Regions from separate parts of the Mus musculus genome. Here region 1 is linked to region 2. The links are chromatin loops, found by intact Hi-C in ENCODE. Cell type or tissue: heart. All regions are shown on one strand. Links, peaks and the distances in the headings refer to the core of each region. The heading gives the core; the rest is flanking DNA.

The links. A loop is a pair of places that touch in the nucleus more often than their neighbours do. Peaks named below come from ENCODE experiments on the same cell type or tissue, not always from the same donor. Only the 100,000 strongest peaks of a DNase experiment are listed, where the experiment ranks them.
Region 1: it touches region 2 in a loop (2.0-fold over the local background); 2 of 42 quality-filtered maps call a loop at or near these places.

The regions. Positions count from the first base shown.
Region 1 is chr2:59,342,507-59,350,838 of GRCm38, reverse strand. It overlaps Pkp4 (plakophilin 4), which reads right to left. Exons shown (of 22, transcript NM_026361.2): 17 at 5,846-6,041; 18 at 3,035-3,119; 19 at 2,798-2,915; 20 at 217-345. Among named protein-coding and RNA genes, the nearest start is that of 5330411J11Rik, 40 kb to the left of the region's middle. In heart, for the core only: a CTCF peak has its summit at 4,113; DNase peaks (open chromatin) are centred at 4,148 and 7,828; H3K27ac peaks cover 579 bases.
Region 2 is chr2:59,392,893-59,401,224 of GRCm38, reverse strand. It overlaps Gm46743 (a long non-coding RNA gene), which reads left to right. Exons shown (of 3, transcript XR_001783312.1): 3 at 1-487. It also overlaps the pseudogene Gm13551 and the pseudogene Gm13549. Among named protein-coding and RNA genes, the nearest start is that of 5330411J11Rik, 10 kb to the right of the region's middle. In heart, for the core only: no CTCF peak of the experiment used is centred there; a DNase peak (open chromatin) is centred at 124.

The sequences.
Region 1 (8,332 bases), core at 252-8,251, 51 kb after region 2:
CTCTTTAATTTGTGGTCATCGTATAACTATATTAGCTCGATTTATTTAAGACAAGCAGAGAGGGCAACAATCCTGACAGCAGCGGAGAAGGAATGGGGTGGTTTGCTGCTACGACCGAGCTGACATAAGCATAGGCTTGTTCCCAGGACACTGGCTGAGCCACCCAGAGAGGTGACTCCTTCAGGTATCACATCACACACCCAACTGGCATCTTACCAGGGTACAGGCCTTTATGTGTGGTGTCCCCTTGGCTATTGTAATACTGCATAGGTGGCTGGGTCCTATCGTATTCAGAGCGAGGCTCTCTGATTCCTAACAGTGCTGGTGAGGAAGAGGTGCTGCCAACTGAAGGGAGAGGCAAAGGAAGGAGAGGGGAAAAGAGAGAAATCAGATTGTCAGCAAATCTGGAAAGTGCTCCAGGAAAACAAAGGCTATTTATTAGCAATGCCACAGTAAAACCGGCTCTGAGAGGTGTTGAGGACAAAGAGCAGCCAGACCCCAGGACCATGAACACACCCTACATTCCTATCCCAGCAAGGGTGACACCTGGGCCCACAGCCGAGCTGTAGCAAGCAGCCAGCTCTAGAAGCCCAGGGTAGGGGGTGGCAGGCAGCAGGCAGCAGGGATCCAGGGACTTGACCCACCTTGGAACCATCTAGAGTAACTTAAGAGCCATGCAAGAGTTATTTCTATTTTGTGGTCATAGTTTAGCTGCTTATAAACTATCTGCCATCGTTTATGTACAGATGTTTGGTAGCAGGTTTTATAGTGTGTTTTAATTTCTGGCCTGGTCTAGTGTGTCTAGAAGTGCCCAGTAAATAACACTTATGCTTCTCTACGGTGATCTATTGTCAGGAGATCATGTGAACCCGGTGTCCCCGGTGACTTCTGATGCTAGCCTGGGCCACACAGCTGATAATGACTAGCCATGACTAGCCATCTACTCCTGGGTCCCCTTTTGGACAATTATTATTATTATTTTTAAAACTTTGGCCAGGAAGGTAATGTGAGGTGTTTCTTTCCCCATTAACAGTCTGGTCTGTAATAATAATAACCAGAGGCCATATCTTTACCCAATTCACTTGAAAGCAGTGGTTCTCCAGCCTTGGCCCTGTTGCTTTGCACAGCCACGCCTTCTGAGGGCCCTGGCAGGGCAGTTCTTTTCTTGTGCTGTTGGGTGGGCGGGCTGAGCATGCGTATCTGTGTGTCTGTGTCACTTCCAGCTCACTTCTGGGAAGATGGCAGGACAGAAGACAGCAGCTTCCCTTTGTGAAGACACTAAGGAGGCAGGGGACATGCTTATAAGCACATCCCTCCTCAGTGCCAAGTGACGAGGGTCGGCCCTTAGACAGCTGGGAGACAGGAGCGACACACATCTTCCCTCTAAGTGGAACACAGAGGGCTACCTAGCACCAGGGCGGGGCCACCAGCACTTCTGCTTGAGGTCCCAGTGGCAAATCCATTGCACAGTAGCTGTGTGCTGATCTGTTTGAAACGACTCTGTGCTTGCACTGAAGGCCCATGGCTGGCAGCCACCCACCTCTCCTGTTCCCCCTGACGGGCATGCTGAATATTTTCATAAAAGGATGTATGCAAAACCAAGCAGAATTCTTGATGAATAACACAGCTCGTAATTTTAAACCAAGACATATATATCTGTTATACACAGTAGGTGTAAACAAGGTTTTAAAAAAAAAAAAAAGAAAGAAAAGAAATCATCAAATAAAGCAGACAGCGGTTAACTCCTAGCACAAACACAGACATCCAATTCCGTGGCGGGAGCCCCTGGGCATGGGCATCAGTCTTTTTGTCCACATTTGTCCACATGAGCAATAGGACTGTCAGAAACTGCACCGCTGTCTACAGCAGATAATATATGTGTCAGAACGTGGGATTTAAGCCAAATCAAAGTAAGAAGCGTCATTTTTCCTGCTTCATGCAGGTAAGAATTAAGTTTACAGGACTGTTTGACTCGGCAGTCATAGCATGAAGCATTCGGCTGAGCTCTGCAAATGAGTGGGTGGAGCAGTTGCCAAGCGTCTCAGCTGAACATCCAAGGAACTTTCTAGAAGGCCACATCAGGGTGGCTGGTTGGGTGGTGTAAGGGTGTGGGGGTGCGGGTCTGCAAAGCAGCCAGGCGACTGGGAGGTGCCACTGCAAAGCTCCAATGACCTATGTTCTAGAAGCCTGTTCCTAAGAAGTTTCACCAAGAAAACTAAGGAAAAACCAACACCAAAACCAAACAAAACTCCACACAAAGCAGCAGCAGCAGCTCCTTAGGAGGAGACTTAAAACTTATGCAAAGCTGGCAGAGAGGACATTCCTAGTCAGCCAGTACATCTTCAATGACTCCCCACCTCCCAGGACTCTGCATCAGGTTACTGGTCCAACTGGTCAGATACAATGCCAGGGCCCCTTCCCCAATGTGGGGAAGCAGCATTCAGGTGGGGGCTGGCCCTGGAGGCTTTTCTTTTCTTTTTTTAATGCACTGCAGCTGATGTAAGCAGTTTTTTCTTTCCAAATGAAAGATAGTGGCTGTTTACAACAGCGTGCGACTCTGAAAGCATGCTCTCAGATAGATGGGCAGAGCTGAAGTGACATGCTTAATCTGCTCGTGTGTGTGTGTGTGTGTGTGCGCGTGTGCGTGTGTGCGCGCGTGTGTGTGTGTGTGTGTGTGCGCGTGTGCGTGTGTGTGTGCGCGTGTGTGTGTGTGTGTGCGCGTGTGCGTGTGTGTGCGCGCTCGCGTGTGTGTGCGCGCGCGCACATACAATCTTTTGTCATACAAACGCACACTGACCTGACTGAATGATGGGCGACATCTGTTGGTTGGTGGTGGACAGAGAAGGGTGTGATTTGAATCGGTCTCGCTCTAGCGTGGACACAGGTGTAATAAAATGGTTCTGATTCCACCCATCCTGTGGAGTTAAAAGAGACAGCTCAAAATGAAAACCAGCACTTAACTGCAATTAGGAACTCGGGCTATGAGGATCGCTCATCAGGCCATGAGCCGCAGCTACCCTTGGGTGTTTGTTACCTTTTTGTAAATGCTCCGGAGGTCCCGGTACTGCCATAATGTATTCAAGACCTGGGCTGCCGCCTTCACCACTTTCAGAGAGGATCTAGGGAGAGATGCGGTTTAATGAAGACACAGGTAGCATGGAGAGACTCAGGCTGCAAACCAGCAGCCAAAGGAGCAGGATGGAGGCTACCAGATTCTGTGGGCAGAACCAGAATCCTGGGAAAGGCAAGAGTGCCCTCTAACCTTTGCAGCACACAAGAAGCCCCTGAAAGCAGCCACTCACACCTCTGATTTCTCCCATCCCATCTCCTCTTCAATTCACAGCCTCTGTATGACTGTCGTATCCGATGGTCAGGCCTCAAGCTTGTTCTACCCGAGTAAGCAGGGCTTCTGACTCCAGCCTAACTCTCGTCATCTCCTTCCGTTTGGATTCCAAGTTACCACATGCTCCCGGGTTCTGGCTGCTCCTTTCTGCGTTTATTTTGGGGTCCTAATCTCCCTGATACCTGTCAACCTTCACTTCTATAAATGAGCCATTTAAATGCTGACTGACCGCCCAGGTATATTTTTCCAGTTTGAGTATTGGCCTTGTACCTCTCTCCTGTTGACCTACCACACTCATGCACGCGCGCACACACACACACACACACACACACACACACTCACTGGATGTTTAATAGTTATCCCCACGCACCCAAGTCCAGAGCAAACTCAGGACGGTCCTCCCATAAGCTTCCCTGCCTAGATGTGGCCTCTTGGACAACCACTTTGGCGTCATTCACAATCCTCTCCTCTCCTGCCGCTCACTCATTAGTAAAACCTGTTGAATTGCTTTTCAACCCCATCAGCAATGCTGCTGACGTCACCGCAGCCACTGCACCCTAGCCTTCAGTGTGCGTGTGGGAAACTGGCCATGGTACTCCTCTGCTCACTGCTCTCCAGAGGCTCTGGTGTCATTCAGAGACTGAGAACCGACTATAAGGTCCTACTGCTTCTCGGTCCTATTGCTCCCCCAAACTCCCTTTCTTCCTCCTGCACCATGTTCTGCTTTTCCTCGCCCGCCCGGCAGCCTCTTGCTGGACTCTGCTCACATGCTTCTGCCCCAGAGGGGCGCAGTTTCCTCCCGCCCTCATCCCACACACTTCCTCCCTCAGGTCAGCTTCCTGCCATCACCAGGAGGCCTTCCCTGACACTTCTCCTTCCCTGACATGCTTGCCGCATTCTCTGCGTTTGTCATCTGTGCCTGTGAGTGCCATCTGCCAGGCTCTGCTGCTGTTACTCATTGGGCGCCTTGTCTGCCTCAGCCCTGGAGCACTGTTTTGTGCTCCACTCACTGCTGTAAGCCTGTACCGGGACAGCACGCGGACATGCAGTGAGTGGAGCACAAAACAGCAGAGGCAGGGCAGGTAGCTTACTCTTGTAATCCTAGAACTCAGTAGACTGAGTTGGGAGGACTGCTATGAATTTTGAGACCAGCCCGGGCTACACAGTGAGCCCGGGCTACACGATGGGGCCTTATTTGAAAGAGAAAAAAAAATAATCAAAACAAACAAATATACTGTATGCATTTGTTACTAATGAAAATTTAAAAATACAATAAATAAAAACGCCGATGTGCTACGCTGTCTATGCTGACAGCTGGGGCTTCTCGTGGGTAAGGTGATGGCTTTTTGCACTGTTTCTATACTTTAAGAATTCCTTCAGTGGTATCAACTGGAAAGACTTGAAGAGCTGTAATGTCAAACTCAGCATTGGCATTCAGCTGATTAATAAATTGTCCTTATGCATGTACCAGGACCAAGCTTTTGTTGTTAAGGATACAACAGCAGATAAGGGACAAAGTCCCAGGACCTTGGGAGTGAGATGCTAGCAGACAACTCAAAACAGTCAGTGCCAGGGAGAACTTAGTGGGAACTGTGTATGCGCGCGCGAGCGCGGGCATGGGAGAGCGCGGGCATGGGAGAGCGCTGCTGACCTACGTTTTGAAGAAGGTACTTGGCATTCCCAGTTCCATTTCGCTGATCTGACACTAAGGCAGATTTAGTCACAGCTGCAGCCCCGCGACAAGAAACCTCTATTTTGCTACGATCTTCTCTGCCCACTGGTGCTGCTTCATCTTTTACTGTCGTCCAAAAGCAAAGGGACTGAGCCCAGAGCACTCACGCGGAGTGCTGGTTTTCATGCTCTCTGGGCACTTGGCAGCAGAATCAATCTCAAAAGTGAGGATTTAAAGACATTCTTGCAGAATAGGCTGTAGGCATGGAACAGAGCCCAAACTGCAAAGGCGACAGTGGCCCTAAGATTGTCACCACCCTGGTGCTTTTGGTTCTTCTAGGAGCGGACATGAACAAATGTAGCTTTAGGGATGGTTACAGCCTGGACACCTGAGTCTCTCCAACATTCCTAAGTACAAGTCCTAACTCAAAGCGGCAGTGCTGGGAGGGGCAGCCTTTGAGAAGAGTCACCTGGAAGAGACTGTTCCATGTGAGGGCAAAGCTCACTCTCTCTAAGACCGGAAAGGGACTTAGACCAGACATAAAATCTGTTGGGACCTTGATCCTGGATTTCACAGGTGCCACAATTGTGGGAAATAAACTTCTATTGTTCATAAGCTCCCTAGCCCACAGTATTTTGTTACAGTAACCTCAGAGGACAGAGTGAAGGAGTGAGGCACACTATAATAAAGGAAATGCCCGCATATGACAAAAAGCAGCCCACACCATTACAAGTCTTAGCTGGTGTAGACAACATGTGAGAAACAGAAATAAATCCCCGCTTCCGGCATGGCTCCTTCTCTCACCCCAGGCCCCAGGCCCTCACACTTGCCTGTCTCCTCTGCCTTTGGTTATGTTCACCAGCTTCTCTATACCTCCCGAGTCGGCCAGAGCTTTGGCATTCTCCATGTTTTTGCTGGTGACCTCGTGCAGAGCACAGCAGATGGCTGCCACGGTTTCATCGGACAGGATGCTGGGGCCGTTGCCACCTGGAAGCCTGTTCACCAGGTCTCGCATGGCGTATTTACCTGCCGGGTGCACACGACTAGGGTCATCGTTTCACAGGCATCAGCTTTTTATCACTGTTGTTGAAAATCCTTATAATAGGAAGGCTTTTACAAAACAAAACTTCATGACTCCTTTATAAAACACTACTGTCACTTGCTGAAAGAAATATAAATCAGTGTATAGAAGTGCTCAGAGGAGTGGACTGGCTGCGGTCCGTACTCTGCAGTCATGTCTGTAATGAAGGCTTAGGGCAGAAATGCTCTTCTTAATTCCAGTGTATCAAAATGCAATTGCCACTCAAAGCTTTTCACAAAACTTATCTTTGAATCTGGACTAACCAAGGTTGTCAAAAATACTTTTCATTAAGTCTTTCTGGGTCTAGTCTGTCGAGTCACCTATGAACAGTCCCGTACTTGAACAAAGCTGAAGGTTCTGTTGGCTGATCTGTTATCAGCAGTTAACTATTGTTTCCTTAAAAGATACAAGGAAAAAAATCTTCTACTGAAACTGCAGGTTTATTATCTCGAGGAGGCTCAGTGAGGTGCCGGCTGAGGCAGGCTCAGCAAGGGAAGCAATTCTTTATAAACACCCAACTTCCCCTACTCCTCTCCAAACAGGTTATCTCTAGCTTTTTCAATTCCAATTACCAAGTGACAATGTGGGATAAATGTACTACAAACAACAGAAATTAAGGCCAAAGTAAATATTTTCTTAGGCCGCGCTAGCCAGGGCTCCCATCAGAGCAGGGTCTATGTGCAGCGGTGACTGTGTCTTTATCATAGGCAAAGCTTGGGTAGAGCAGAGGTGGCTGGGAGCGCGGAACAGTGGTGACGCTGGAAGCCTACTGGATAAATGTAGCTCCTGAGCTTGGGGACAATCAGCTCTGGTGACTCTGATCACTCACAGACGGTCAGAATGTGCGATGACATTCGACTAGTCAGGGCTACAGACGGCCAGAATGTATGATGACATGCGACTAGTTAGGTCTTTTTTTCTTTTTTGGAGTAGAAACACTCTGAGTATATATCTTTTCATAAGAAACTCTGAATATGGATATAACTTCCAAGTCTCAATAGGACTGCTCTGAAAGAAGTATGGGACCTGGGCAGGGGCCACAGAGAGGCTCAGTGAGACTCCCTTTCTTGGGGGATGATCTGCCTCAAAAGAAAGGAAGCATTCATCTGGACAATAATAATTGAAAGTGGCATTTCTGCCAACCAAGGTGCGACAGCCTTGTCTTTGTCACATTACTCCATTTAATGTTTAGTTTCTCCTTTAGTAGTGGGACTTGGCTTGACCTGAGGGTCTTGTGAGTGCTATATAAGCAGTCCACCATGATGCTAACCTGTAGCTCTCCTTTTATCTTGAGATGGGTCTCACTCCTGCAGATTGACTTGAACCTACTCTGTAGGCCAGGCTGGCTTTGAACTCGTCTGCTTCAGCCTCCTAAGTAGTTGTGATTACTGGCTTGCTCCACCAGGCCAGGATCATGGCTAATCTTAAAGCTAAATAATACTCTCATTCTCGCTAATGTTTTTCTCTTACCCCTCCCTCTTTCTATTATTTTATTATGTTTTAATATAATTGTATTATGTATGTGTATATGTATAATTGTATTTTAATATAAGTTGGGTCCAAACTCACACAAATCCATAAAATAACATGCATCCCCACGTCATCAGCCATGGGGCTGGCATGGAGTGTTAACAGATGTAGGGTATTTCCTCATTTCTTATTTCCTCTAACAGTGACCCTGTTACCAGCTTCCTTTCAGAACCTGGAGGGAGCTCCGATTTCCACCCAGAAGCAGTAGGCTATAGAGGACACTCTGAGTCATGAGCTCAGTGAGCAGCAGGTTCAGGATAGAGGGTCCAGCCCCCAGAGTGTCTCTCCTCTTCCTGTTACCATCAAAGTGGGATAGGGCTGCCTGGAGAGCAGCAAGCCGCATGGCGCGCAAAGCATGGGCAGTCTCATTCTTGGCTCTTTGCCTGTGCTGATGTATGGACTGTGACACAGGAGCAAAGGCCTAACACATAGTGCACAGGTGGCCTAGTCCTTACCTCATCCCCAACCTGACCTGGTCTTGGGATGGACATAGATGACAGCGGTTTGTCCCTGGGGTGAGCACTCACACAGACCTGGGAGGGAAAGCTACCCAGGGCTCAGATGGTTTCTTTTTGTGACTTAAAAGATGATAGTATTGGTGGATGAGCAGATATGAGCACAAATACTGGAAAAGGAAACGAAAGTGTTTTCTTGCTCTTGCTGCTCAGGATGTAACTTCTCTTAGGGACTGGAGATACCAAACTCA
Region 2 (8,332 bases), core at 12-8,011:
TCAGTCAATCCACTCTCAGGCTACTTCCTCTCTTGACTTGCACAGCAGCCTGTAATGGCTGAAGAGGAAGTGAGGGGTCAGGGACTAATTTTGATCCTCATCCTGTATTTAGGATTCTAGTTCCCCTCACCTCCCTAGAGGTCTTGATCTGGAAAACAAGTTGTTTTTCATGGAACAAAGGCTTCTGGGAAGCAGGAAGGGCATCCCAGTAGAGCCCTGGGTGGGGAAGTGAGCCACCAGTGAGCTACTAGCAGCCCCGTGGGTGATTTTGGTTAGGGAGGACAAAGGATAGAGATCCTGGAAGGCTGGTAGAGAAGGTTAGGCCACACCCACTCCTGTCAGGATGGGGCTCCAGGCAATATGACAAGCCTTTGGTCAGTACAGCTCATGTAAGAATACTACATTTTGTTGGACCATGTCACCTGCAAAATGGAGACAGTAATACACTCCTCTTGTAATCTATCTATCTATCTATCTATCTATCTATCTATCTATCTATCTATCTATCTATCTATCTATCTAATATAATATATATCAATATATACGTATATATGTGTGTATATATGTATATATATATATATGAGATAAAGGTTTACAAGTTACCAGAGTCAATAAAGTGCAAAGAATTATTGTTTCTCTCAGCCCTGCTGGGCATGCTCCATTAGGACAGAATGTCCCCCCACCCCTTGTTGTTTTGTTTTGTTTTGTTTTTTTGAGACAGGGTTTCTCTGTATAGCCCTGGCTGTCCTGGAACTCACTTTGTAGACCAGGCTGGCCTCAAACTCAGAAATCTGCCTGCCTCTGCTTCCCGAGTGCTGGGGCCCACCCATTTCTAAAATGCAGTGAGAGACCAGCCCCCTCCCTTGCAGAGTCTGAGCCCTGAGCTAGTTCTCTCAATATTTCCAAAGTGGCCACTCTGACAGGACATCGTTAGACGCCTAGAGAAGAATCTTCTGTTTGGTTTAATTTGGGAAACACTGGATGAAAAAGCTGGGCATGTTCTTTACCCAGGAAATTTACTGTGAGGATTTCTTGGAGTATGTTGAGGGTGAAGATCAAATACAGCTTGTCTGGGCACTGGAGAGATGGCTCTGATCTTAAGACCCTCTACTGTTCTTGCAGAGGACCTGAGTTTGGGTTCTAGCACCCGTATCAGGTGGTTCAAAACTGACTGTAACTCCAGATCCAGGAGATCCAGCGCCTTCTTTTGGACTCTGTGTGCAGAGTCCAGTGCATATGTGAGTACAGTACCTGTGACCTGTGACCTGTGCACATGGCCTGTACTCACATGTGCACACAGACATACGTATACACATTATTTAAAAAGAAAGATAGGTGCTGGAACCACGGTAGGTAGCTGAGCCCAGGCCACGCTGCTGCTCGCCTGTCACCCCCTGCCCCCATCATGCACTAGTGGTCTCAAAAGATTCAAAGTCCAAGATGGCAACCCTCAAGGACCAGCTGACTGTGATTCTTCTTAAGGAAAAATTGTCTCCAGCAAAGACTATTGTGTAACTGCAAACTCCAAGCGGGTCATCATCATAGGGGGGCCGTCAGCAAGAGGGAGAGAGCCGACTCAATATGGTCCAGCGAAATGTGAACATCTTCAAGTTCACCATTCCAAACTCTGTGAAGTACAGTCCACACTGCAAGCTGCTGATTGTCTCAAATTCAGTGGATATCTTGACCTATGTGGCTTGGAAAACCAGTGGCTTTCCCAAAAGCCAAGTTATCGGAAGTGGTTGCCATCTGGATTCAGCTCAGTTCCATTACCTGATGGGAGAAAGGCTGGGGGTTCACCCTGAGCTGTCACGGCTGGGTCCTGGGAGAACATGGCGACTCCAGTGTGCCTGTGTGGAGTGGTGTGAATGTTGTCTGCATCTCCCTGAAGTCTCTGAACCCAGAACTGGGCACTGATGCAGACAAGGAGCAGTGGAAGGAGGTTCACAAGCAGGTGGTGGGCAGTGCATAGGAGGTGATCAAGCTGAGAGGTTACACATCCTGGGCCATTGGCCTCTCTGTGGCAGACTTGGCCAAGAGCATAATGAAGAACCTTAGGTGGGTGCATCCCATTTCCACCATGATTAAGGGTCTCTATGGAATCAATGATGATGTCTTCCTCAGTGTCCCGTGTATCCTGGGACAAAATGGAATCTCAGATATTGTGAAGGTGACACTGACTCCTGAGAAAGAGGCCCGCCTGAAGAAGAGTGCAGATACCCTTTTTCTGCAGTTCTAAAGTCTTCTCAGGGTCCTAGCACTTCACTGTCCAGGCTGCAGCAGGGTTTCTAGGGAGACCATACCCTTCTCATTTGAGCTGTGGTTAGTACAATGGTGTTGAGGTGGTATGGAGAAACATCTCAGTTCCCACAGCTCTGCCCTGCTGCCAAGTGGTACTTGTGTAGTGGTAACCTGGTTAGTGTGACAGTCCCACTGTCTCCAAGACACACTGCCAACTGTGCAGGCTTCCATTACCCTGCGAGCCTGCTGCGTTGCTGCCCTGCGCACCCTCACCAAACATGCCTAGGCCAACGAGTTCCCAGTTAGTCATAACCTGGCTCCAGTGTGTAATCCATTATGCATATCTTGTGCATAACTGTTCTATGGGCTATTTTATGTATTATATGTGTCTGTAGTGTGCATTGCAATATTATGTGAGATCTGCATATGGATGATGGAACTAACCACTCAAGTGTCATGCCAATGAAAACACCAAATAAACCTTGAACAGTGACAAAAGAAAGAAAGAAAGAAAGAAAGAAAGAAAGAAAGAAAGAAAGAAAGAAAGAAAGAAAGAAGAATTGGTTTTAGCTTGTTATGGGGGCCACATGCCTTAAGTCCTAGTGCTAGGGAAGTAGAAGCAGGCAGGTTTCTATGAGTTCCAGGCCAGCCTGGCCTGCACAGTGAACATCATGACCAGCCAGGGATACACAGTAAGAGCCTCTCTTTTTTTCTTTTTTATTCCAAATGTAGCTTTTCAGAAATATTTTTGTCACAGAGGAATTTTTGTTTTAAATGGCACAATTGCTAAAATGTCTCAGAACAGAGTGGAAGATGCTGATGTTTATTTTTGTGCTTCTGGCTATACAAAATATCTATAGTCTTTATATTGATTTTGACTTAACAAGATTATGCTATTTTTATCAGCCTCATTAAAAGAATCTCTCAGCTGAAAATCATTTTCTTAGAATTCTACTTCAAGAAAGATGAAGTTAAATATGTTTTTTCCTATTCATCCCTCTAAATGCAATTCAACTCACTGGCATTTGATTTTTTTGTGTAACTACTTTCTCTGAATTGAAACATCCCCTCCCAAAAGGAAGAAGGAGTCTGGGGGAACTCATTGAACTTAAGATGCCCAGGAAGCTCATAAAACTTACAAGACTCAGGAAGATCAGAAAGTTACAAGACTCAGGAGACCCTGCTGTGAGTTATGTAAGCACTAAGCCACTGATGGGGAGAAGAGACTTCTCAGTGAGGCTGCCTGCAAGTTGAACAGGAAGTTCCAGAGAAGTCATTTTTATGAGTCATGAAACATACTAGGATGGGCTTTTCAGTGAAGGAGCTGCCTAAGAGAGGCTCATCTGTAAGTAACACCTTCCCCATGCTCCAGAATTTAGCCCTGATACTCTTACTGTTTTACCAAGTAGAGGGCTGGAATACTTTCTTTGGCCTGTTGATCTGTGATGAACAGATCTTTTCTTTCTTTCTTTCTTTCTTTCTTTCTTTCTTTCTTTCTTTCTTTCTTTCTTCCTTCCTTTCTTTCTTTCTCTCTTCTTTCTTTCTTTCTCTCTCTTTTTTTCTTTCTTTCTTTCTTTCTTTCTTTCTTTCTTTCTTTCTTCTTTCTTCCCTTCTTTCCTCTTTCTTTCTTTCTTTCTTTCTTTCTTCCTTCCTTCCTTTCTTTCTTTCTTTCTTTCTTTCTTTCTTTCTTTCTTTCTTTCTTTCTTTCTCTCTCTCTCTTTTCTTTCTTTCTTTCCTCTTTCTTCCCTTCTTTCCTCTTTCTTTCTTTCTTTCTTTCTTTCTTTCTTTCTTTCTTCTTTCTTTCTCTCTCTTTCTTTCTTTCTTTCTTTCTTCCTTTCTTCTTTCTTTCTCTCTCTTTCTTTCTTTCTTTCTTTCTTTCTTCTTTCTTCCCTTCTTTCCTCTTTCTTTCTTTCTTTCTTTCTTTCTTTCTTTCTTCCTTCCTTCCTTTCTTTCTTTCTTTCTTTCTTTCTTTCTTTCTTCCTTTCTTAGTTTATACAAAGCAATTTATTAACAGAAAATAATTTGAGAAGTTCTATTCACAGACAGTGACTGCAGTGACTCATGCTCCTTCGAGTGCTGTCAGAGGAGATGGAGTTGACATCCTCAATCTGCCTCTTCATCCCTGAGTGAGCAAGAGCTCTGAGGGATGACTAGGCTCTAAGTCCAGGGGTCTTGGTCCTGTTTCCTCCTGTGACCTGGAGTCTGATGTGCAGAGCAGTGATGCCCAGCTCCTTGCACCTCTGGGCCACATCCTGGACAGCCAACATGGCTGCAAACAGAGAAGACTCATCTGCATCAGCCTTTACCTTCATTCTACCAATCACTCAGCAGATGGTTTCCTTGCCAGAAAGATGGGTACCATGGACAAAGATATGTCAATGAGGGATGCAGAGATGTGGCAGACACCAAATACACTCTCTCCTTCAGAGTGTACATTTGAGGTCCAACATTGATGACTTATTCTTCCTTCTTTGCCTACCCCTTGCCAGATGCCATTTCTGAAAGTCATCTCCATACTCCTCCACTGGTGCACAGACATCTTTCTTTCCACCTCTCTTTAGGAAGAGTCACACAGTTGTCTAATGTAAGGATTCACTGAACAGTAGAGAGAAGGCAGGCTGACTAAAGGCCGGACCTAAGGAATGACACAGGATGGACTCCCTGGGCTGTGCTTGTGCCTTCCATACTCTAGACTAGATGGGCACAGTAGCAAGTGCATGCCAAAGAGCCCTCAAGTGTAGGCAAAGGCCTGAAAAAGGGAATTCTCACAGACTGGGCCTTTAGGACAACTCCATCTTTACTACAGGACAGCACAGAAAAGCTAAGGCCTTATACCCTTGGGAGAAAGGCCAATTGAAGAATCCAGAGTTGTGCCCTCACCATGCCCATAAAGAACCTAATGTCTCTACAGAGTGATGCCAGAGAAGGCCACACATGGAGTGAGAAGGTTTGGCCTTGATGACTGACAAAGATTACCCTAGAGTGTATGTGGAGTCCATACAGGAAGTCTGGACTAAGTCCCCACCTAAGAGTAATGATGTGTCCTTCAAAGATGAATAGTCAGGACTTTCAGCCTCTCTCATTGTTAATGAGATGAATGAAGGGATGCCATGGACTGGACTCAGTTGGCCCCTCAACCCACAGGAGAATCAGGGTCCCGGTATTCAGGTGGGTAAGGAGTCAGCAGAAAAATGACAAACAGATGCTGACCCAGAGAGAGTGCTGTATCTGAATGTAATTTGTCAAAACGAGTATCAGACTTAAATTACAGAAGAAAACAAGGAAGTTAGGCAACGCATTAAGGTCATCCAAGGTACATTGAGGTTACCCAATGCAAAATGACTCTTTACATAAAACAGAGAAATGCATACACAAAAACTAACAGGAACCAGGCAGTATTTACAACTGGGATAAAATTCAGTGATTACAACTGGGATCAAAAGCAGCCCCACCTAAGGTCAGCTTATTCTTAGAAGCCAGAGGCAAGGGCTTTATACCCTTGCCATAGCTCCAATTCTAGTCTATTGTATAGTCCACCTTCCCCCTAGGCCGTTGTAAATTCCTGTGTATGGGAGTGACTCAGCTGTTGTTCTAAGTATTTATTCTAGTTCCTTCTTAGACCACAACCTTCCTTCTTTCATGCCATTGTAAATTCCTGCACATGGGAGTGACTCAGCTGTTATTCTAAGTTTACTTTGTAGACTAGCCCTGAGATTTCTAGCTCTTTTCCAGTAAATTGTAATGCCTGATATCTTTCACTGTCTACACTGGAGGCACTTTGTCTGAGTGAGTAGCATTCTTACTAAAAACAAAACCCAAGGTTGGCTCAACAATTTCCTAGGATATTAGAACACTGGTGGAGGCTAATCTAATTTAGCTATATGTCAAAATCATTCCTTAGAAGCACTTAAATAGTGGTAAACCACCCTTACTTAATGCAGCTTGTAGGAGAAGGGGTTTATTCTTGCTAACAGTTCCAGTTTTATTATAATTAAACAATATTGAAGGAAAGCACAAAGATCCGTTCACCGACTGATGTAGGGACAAGTTTGGAGCATTCGTGCTATGGGATGCTAAGACTAAGTTTCCGTGAAACTTTTTGCCTCAGAACTGCATCCAAGCTTTTGGGCCTCTCACATGGTTTTCACTAGAGTGGGTGTGGCAAAGGGACAATCAAGACATTCTGAGAGAAAGGGAAATTGACAGAATTTACTACAGGCAGGTGTAGTCCAAACACATGGCTAGAGGAAGCTTTCCACACAGTAAGGGTCTCTTCTTCTTCTTCTTCTTCTTCTTCTTCTTCTTCTTCTTCTTCTTCTTCTTCTTCTTCTTCTTCTTCTTCTTCTTTTGTTTTTGTTTTTGTTTTTTGGGGGCAGGGTTTCTCTGTGTAGCCCCGGCTCTCCTGGAACTCACTTTGTAGACCAGGCTAGCCTTGAACTTAGAAATCCACCTGCCTCTGCCTCTCAAATGCTGGGATTAAAGGCGTGTGCCACCACTGGCCGGTCTCACTTCTTTTTAAGAAAAGAAATTTTGGAATATTAAGTGGAAAAAATATGGTTGAGCCACAGTACATTTTGCTCTCTTCATAGTTTTCTAAACTATGTTTGATGTTTAAAGTAAAAACCATACCTGTTTGATATGAATATATATATATATATATATATATATATATATATGAAACATTATTTAAGGCAGTGATATTTTATAAGGTGTAGTTGTAAAGAAATGTAAGGGGGTATGGTGTTTCTAAACTTGATGCACACTGCTGAAATGACACCAATAGCCATAATGAAATGCCTACAGTAACTGCTAAAGTACTATGCCAAGAGATAGATACATTGAAAATGATACATAAATCCAAGTGGAATTCTAAAAAATGTTCAAAGAATCCTCTAGAAGGGAAAACACTGAGGGCCAGTGAGATGGCTCAGCAAGCAAAGGTACTTGCCACCAGGCATGATGACCTGAGTTTGTCCCTGAAGCAAACACAGGAGAGTTTCAATTCCTGCAAATTGTTCCCTCGGTCGCCACACATGCATGGTGGAATGAAGGTGAACATCCACACCACTACCCAAATGAATGGATAAATAAAATGGAAACAACTAAGAAAAGATTGAAAACATGGGGAATATATAGAACATAACAAATAAAATATCAGACCTAATCCTAGCATGTTAATACGTATAAGTGATCTAAGATACCAATAAAAAAATGCAGAAGCTGGATGAATGTGTTAGCCACCTTTCTGCTGCTGTGATAAACCACCCTTGCTAAAGGCAGCTCGTAGGAGAAGGGGTTTATTCTTGCTAACAGTTCTAGAAGAATCGAGTCCACCATGGCAGCAAAGCAGCAAGCAGCAGCCATGCCGGCAGGAGCAGAAGACCCAAGAGCTCACATTGTCAAAAGCAAGCAGAAAACAGAGAGAGCTAACCAGAAGGACAGGCTATCTAGTCTCAAGCTCACCCCAGGGCTTTACTTCCTCCACCAAGGCCACAGCTCCTAAACCTCCCCAAATAGCTCTGCCAACTGAGAAGCAATTATTCAAATGCCCATGCATAAGGGGATCATTTCTTCTTCAAGCCATCACAAAGACTGAGTAAAAACCAAACTCAACTGTATCCTGCCTATAAACACTTCCTGTTAAATAATCATGACAAAGGCAATCTGAAAGTGAAAAGAAACACTCTAAACCCAGTAAAATAGCCATTGCTAGCACACACACACACACACACACACACACACGAAAGTAGCATTAGCAAGGGGTTGGCCCCTATGAGCAGTCAATCACATACTGAGGAGATCTCATGTGAACCTTCTCCCCATTTTAACTGCTCAATAAAGGCTAGAGCCTGTGATTGGGCAGTGGAGGAGAAGGGTGCGGACAGGTAGAGAGAGAAGAACAAGAAGGGAGGAGAGAAGATGGAAGAAGAGGAGGAAGACAAGATAGAGCAGAACCAAGTGGAGAAACTACGAGTAGCAAAGGGTTTCATAACTGGGGAATAAATTAGTGTAGTGTTATATCTGCCCGATCTAGACATATAGCTTATAATATAATAACTAGATTGTGTGCTTTTGATAAGGGCTTATTGGG